2 separate regions of the Homo sapiens genome follow, and region 2 is linked to region 1. A link is a contact called in ENCODE Hi-C data. All regions are on one chromosome and are shown on one strand. The core of a region is the stretch at or near the end of the contact, and the rest is flanking DNA. Distances in the headings are between cores, read along the strand shown.

The links. Hi-C counts contacts between places; a loop is a spot of excess contacts on that map. Pooled maps may share reads with other maps.
Region 2: a loop to region 1 is called in a pooled map, with 2.0 times the contacts of the local background. The contact joins two enhancer-like sites. A Hi-C loop is called at or near these places in 3 of 37 single-sample maps with no recorded cell type and 3 of 50 pooled maps.

The regions. Positions count from the first base shown.
Region 1 is chr5:33,711,949-33,714,648 of GRCh38, forward strand. The region is part of intron 3 of ADAMTS12 (ADAM metallopeptidase with thrombospondin type 1 motif 12); the gene reads right to left. Among named protein-coding and RNA genes, the nearest start is that of ADAMTS12, 180 kb to the right of the region's middle. Within about 2 kb of position 1,368, at least 2 of the 41 ENCODE cell types and tissues checked have a DNase peak (open chromatin) inside an H3K27ac peak, as active enhancers do.
Region 2 is chr5:33,840,594-33,843,468 of GRCh38, forward strand. The region is part of intron 2 of ADAMTS12 (ADAM metallopeptidase with thrombospondin type 1 motif 12); the gene reads right to left. Among named protein-coding and RNA genes, the nearest start is that of ADAMTS12, 50 kb to the right of the region's middle. Within about 2 kb of position 1,343, at least 2 of the 41 ENCODE cell types and tissues checked have a DNase peak (open chromatin) inside an H3K27ac peak, as active enhancers do.

The DNA.
Region 1 (2,700 bases), core at 118-2,617:
AGTAGGTTACCAGTGAAGGCAGGATAGAATGATGTTTGGGCACAGTTCCAAAGCCAAATTAGTACCATCTCTTAGTAACTCCTAAGTGACTTTGTATAACTTACTTGGCTTTGTTCTACCTCAGTTTACTCATCTGTAAAATGGAGACATATTGGAATGTAACGAAATTCTGATGAGGATTAAATGACTTGATGCATAAACCACATGTAACAGTAGCAGGCACACCGTAAATACTTACTAAATGTTAAATATTACTATTAATAATTGATCTAACAAATAAAAACTGGCTGGAAAACATAAAAAACCTCACTGTCAATTAACAGCCAAGGCAGCATCAGGACTTCGAATGATGGCAGAAGGTCTCAACATATCCCCCAAAAGCACATACCACCCTCAAGAAGTAAAATGCTTTCAATGCTCTTTCGAGGTGGGTTTCAAATATAGACAAGTAATGAAACTTGGGCAGGGAGAAGAACTGCATAGATAGGAAGAGCAGCAAGTTGTGAAAAGGAAGTTATAAAACCCTCATCTTTGCAGCAGATTTATCTCTTGCAGGGGTGGATACGTTGGCAACACTAAGCCACAGAGATTCAGTTGAAGGTACTGAGTGAAGTAGTTACTATAGGTTTTAGGAATGACAGAGGTGGAGAAAAGAGTTGGTGAGGTTTGACAAGGTAAAAGATAGAGACAAGGCTAAGTGCAAAATCACTGACATAGGTGAGAAGCTGTGATGATCTACATAACAAACTGGCAAAGATGAACTAGTTTGGCCTCTTCACCCAAACCTCACAACTCTTCAGCCTCTTGAGTACTTCTTGTACAAAGAGGTGAAGCTGGTTGAGATGGGTTAGTACAATGCTGTCCTCCTGAACACTGGGACTTTGGTTTCCTTGATTCAATATCTGGCTTTGGGGCTGCAAAGTTGCCTGTAAAAAAATCAATGGGGTCATGGCCTAGATCCAATAGCAATCATCTAGTGGCAGAATATGGGATTTGGCTAGACTCTGTATAGCTTGGCCACATTTTAAAATAAATTTAGGACTTGTTAGGGATTTGCATCTTGATTTTAAACACATACTGGACAAACTCCACACTGGAGCTGTAACTGTGGAAGGCCAGGAATCTGAGGCCTTAAGCCTCTGAATGGATGTTTCTGAAAAGAAGAAGACGTTTCCCAATCAGTTCTTAGAGTTTGGTTCATAATGTGAAATGCAACAAAGGGAACAATCAGTATTATTAAAAGGGCCAGTCAGGGAGCTATACTTACACTCCTCAGCACACATTGTTTTATCAAGATTTTTTGTATGTAGATATGCCCAGTCAGCAATAGCAGGAGTGCTGTTAGCTCACTGCTGTGGAAATCAAGTTCTAGGGAGCAAAAACAGAACCAAGTAAACAGAAACCACCAACATACAAAGTAACTTCCTCATTAGTTTTAACTTCCTCCTTCATTCTCAGAAGTTTTAACAAGAGCTTTTAAAAATACATATTTAAAAGCTAGAACAACCTTTTATTGCTGGTTTTAAAGCATTTTTAATCCTCAAAACCACAAGATATCACAAACAGAAATTTGGAAATGGACCCAGTATGGGCATTTGATTTATATATAGCCTGCTTTATTTCACAAAACAACTAATGTGGGTTCCAAATAAAGACAGGATGGCCAGATGACTTAAATCAGGAGATGACAAGAAAAAAAAATTGATGAGGAGAAGATAAAATAAACTGAAACTAATGAAACTAATGAGAAAAACGGGTCACCATATTCTGTCGATTCACTTGTTTGGTTAGTCCACAAAGTTGGCTCTAGTTCTTGCCACTACTGAGTAAAAGGCAAATGTGATTAATTTTCAAGTCAGACTGATTATATGACAAGAATCTACTGTCAATAGAAATAAATCTATTTGGGAGACATTAAAAAACCCAGTAAGAACTAGTTATTCTGGTCATTATCATTCAGAGTAAGAGTCTTAAAGATCTCGTTTCTGACACCAACCTTCTTTTACAGATAAGAGCATGGTAGTCTTGGTTGGACCCCTGTCCTCCAGGAAGAACCTGAAATCTTCATGTGGGCTTGTGATACCACTTGTATTTATTTGAAAGTCTGGACAATTCAACAATTAGAGTCTTTCAGGAGTTGGTGTTTCTTTTAGAGAGTTTTACAAATTGGGGAACCATAAATAGGAGATAAAGTAATAGCCTACAGCTGCCTATATGTTACAGCTGAAGAAGGGGGAAAGCCCCTTTAAACTAATTTAGGATGAGTCGATGGGATATCATCTCACCCCAGTTAGGAAGGCTATTGTCAAAAACACACACACACACAAAATGCTGGCAAGGATGCGGAAGAAAAGGAACTCTCAAACACTGTTGTTGGCAATGTAAATCAAAATGTAATGCAAATGCAATGTAAATGCAAAGCCACTATGGAAAACAGTATAAGCGTTTCTCAAAAAACTAAAAATAGAACTACCGTATGATCCAGCAACCCCACTAATATCTTTTTATCCAAAGGAAAGGAAATCAGTATGTCAAAGGGATGCCTGCACCCCATGTCTATTTCAGCACTATTCATAAGAGCCAAGATATGGAATCAACCTAAATGTCCATCAACAGATGAACAGATAAAGAAAATGTGGGATATATACATGATGGAATACTATTCAGCCATAAAAAAGAATGAAATACTGTCACTTGCAG
Region 2 (2,875 bases), core at 93-2,592, 130 kb after region 1:
CTGACAGTGCCTGGCACACAGTCAGGTGTTGAAACTGGTTGTAGCCATGGGAAGCTGTACTAACAGTATTCAGCTCTATGCCCAAGGCCCCAGGAATGCAGCAGCCTTACTTACTGCAGCCCTTCTGGCATATGAGACCCTGGATCCCCAGGGCCACCCTGCAGGGATAGGAGGAATCCTCGGCCTGCAGGTGCAGCCCTTGTTTGGTCACTGATCAGCCTCTGACACCTTTGGTTTAGTGCAGTGCTAATCCAAAGGCAGCCTCAGATGCAGTACTAAGCCAAATCAGCCTCAGTTTAGTGCAGTGCTAAACCAAATCAAACTCAGATGCTTTAGGTTTAGTGCAGTGCTCAAATCAACTGAAGCTAAGCATTCCAGTCCTGCTGAACTGAGCTGCTCCCACCCTTAGCTCTGCCATGTCCCTCCAGTCTGTGTGGCACATATGGCCAATTGAGCTGCTCCCACCCTTAGCTCTGTCTTGTCCCCCCAGTCTGTGTGGCACACATGACCACACAGTCTCCTGGCTGGATTCTCTCCCTGAACCCCAGACTGTTCAATCAGGCTTCAATAGCCACAGCCCTTACCAGTACTGCTAGGGTTTGGTGACTCCAGGCCCTGCTGCAGCTCCCTCCACCTCCTGCCCCACAACCTCACAGTTGTCTGCAGCTACTCCCTCCTTCCTTTTCATCCTTTTTGTAGCATAAAGGGCCTGTACTTCCATCTAAGGCAAAGTCTTCTCACTGTGCTGTCAGCTTTGGACCTCTTACTTCCTCTGCCACTTCATTTCACCAACCATCCTGTCTCTGGTTAACCTCTGGTTCTCCTGTGGCTTTGCTCATTTCTCTTTCAACTTCCAAAAGAAAAACTCAAACTCACACTTTTTGTTCTCCTCATGCTCTGACCTGTATTTTTCTTTCTTTCAAATAGGGTGGCCTACATTTGGAGCATAACCCATTTTTGCCTAGTGTTCCATTATTGGAATGCTAAGCTTGTAGGAGTTATTTTTATCCTACTGCTCAAGGTCGTCGCCAAGGTCTGATTTTTCACACACAAAAACTTGCAACCTCTGGCATAAATGGGTTAATTTCCTACTATTCAGTCTTGCATGTAAGTGCATTATGGTTTCTGCTCTCTCCCCATCAATGGGACTGCTATGCTAGGGTTCCTGACAACGCAATGCAAGAAGGAGCATTTGTGCTGAGTCCTAGATGCTACCAAGCAGTCCAGAGTAGGGTAGGGTATTCTGGGAGAGAAGTAATTTTTTATGCAGACTCATGCTTCTCTCCTCATCAAAATCTTTCAGCCAGGGCCACATGGGTCAATAGGTTCTACCTCTCATTCTTACACAACCATGAAATTCCACACCCTGACACATCTTCATTTTCCTCTTACACCATCCCCTTTTTGACTTCATGATCTCCCTGAACACCTGGACACCCGGGTAAATGCCATTAGCACCACTCATGCAATCGGGTGAAGCCTCAGTTTTGTCTCCTTAACCATCTCTCAGCAATGCCTTCTCAATCTCCAGAACAAAAGGATTATGACTTTACTTTGTTAAGACATCTAAGTAGACAGGCCCAGCGAGTCATTGGAAACGTTCATCTGTAACTCATAAGAGAAGCAAAATAATTGGTAATCCTATGCAAAAAAGCGAAATGTGCTTTCTTCATGCCTTTTCTCCCCTGACTCTTTCATCTTTGTTGTGGTCCTCATTCTTCCTTTCTAATTTTTACATAAATTTAAAAGGTGCTTTACTTAGGGAACTATTACAAATTATTCTGCTGAATCATGGTAAAATAGAATTTGCTTTGGGGATGGCTCCAGTATAAGAAAATCCTCAAGGTTGCAGCTTTCCACAAAGGGAGGGTTCACAAAAGTCTAAGTCCTCATAGCATAAAAGCTTTTAGAGCAAAAATAATTTAAAACAGGAGTTGTCTACACTGCAACTTTTAAACAGAGCTTTTCATGCTGAAATTAGCACAAAGCTTACTTAATATCCAGAGTGCTGCATAAGGAACTATTGAGGAAACGCAAGGGGCAGCTGGAAAAACAGAGGAAAGTGGGAGGCAGGCATGGTGCCAGGCACTGGGACAGTCTCTCCATCTAAGCCCTCTAACAGTGCAGAGACCCTGTAGGTGACCCATAAAAGGACAGAAGACCCCTGGACACCAGGACAGTAGGCATCATACCAAGAGCCAGGATAACAGTGGGGTGCGAACACACATTCAGAAAGCTAAGGCTAGAAAAACTACAAAAGACAGAGCCAGACTTGGTGAGCTCCAAGAAACACTAAGGTAGAGCTGGGAATCTGTAGCTAAGCCAGCATAGGGTCAACTTCATAGATTTGTTATGAAGGTTACAGGAAATGAAAAAGTAAGCAATGCTGAGTGGCTGGCACTCACAGTCTAAATCCCCATAGCATGAATTGGAAGGGCCCTTGGTGATCACCCAGACAAACATGGTGCCCTTCTCTCCCTACCTTTCCCTTCCTGAACAGTTCAGTTCTAAAGCCCTTAAGTAGGACAGATAAAAGTATGCATCTGTGTAGGGTTGGAACGAGAGGAGAGCTGAGGTGGACTAGCAGAAGGCCATAGCCTGAGCAGAGTGAAGACATCTGCATAGGCATGATACATGGTGCAGGGTAACAGAGCCCAGGACTGAGCAAGATGAGAAAAATGTCCGTGTTAATGAGAAAGAGGCACAGTGCTAGGTTCCTGAGCCTGAGCAAGCTAAGGTGGACAGCCCCAGAGGGAGCAGTCTGGAGAATCAATGCCCCGTGGCTTGACATGGAGGTCAGAGCCCAAGCAGGGTGAGGAGGGCATCCATATCAGGCAAGGGGGTAGTGAGTAGCCAGCACAGAATGTGGGAGCTG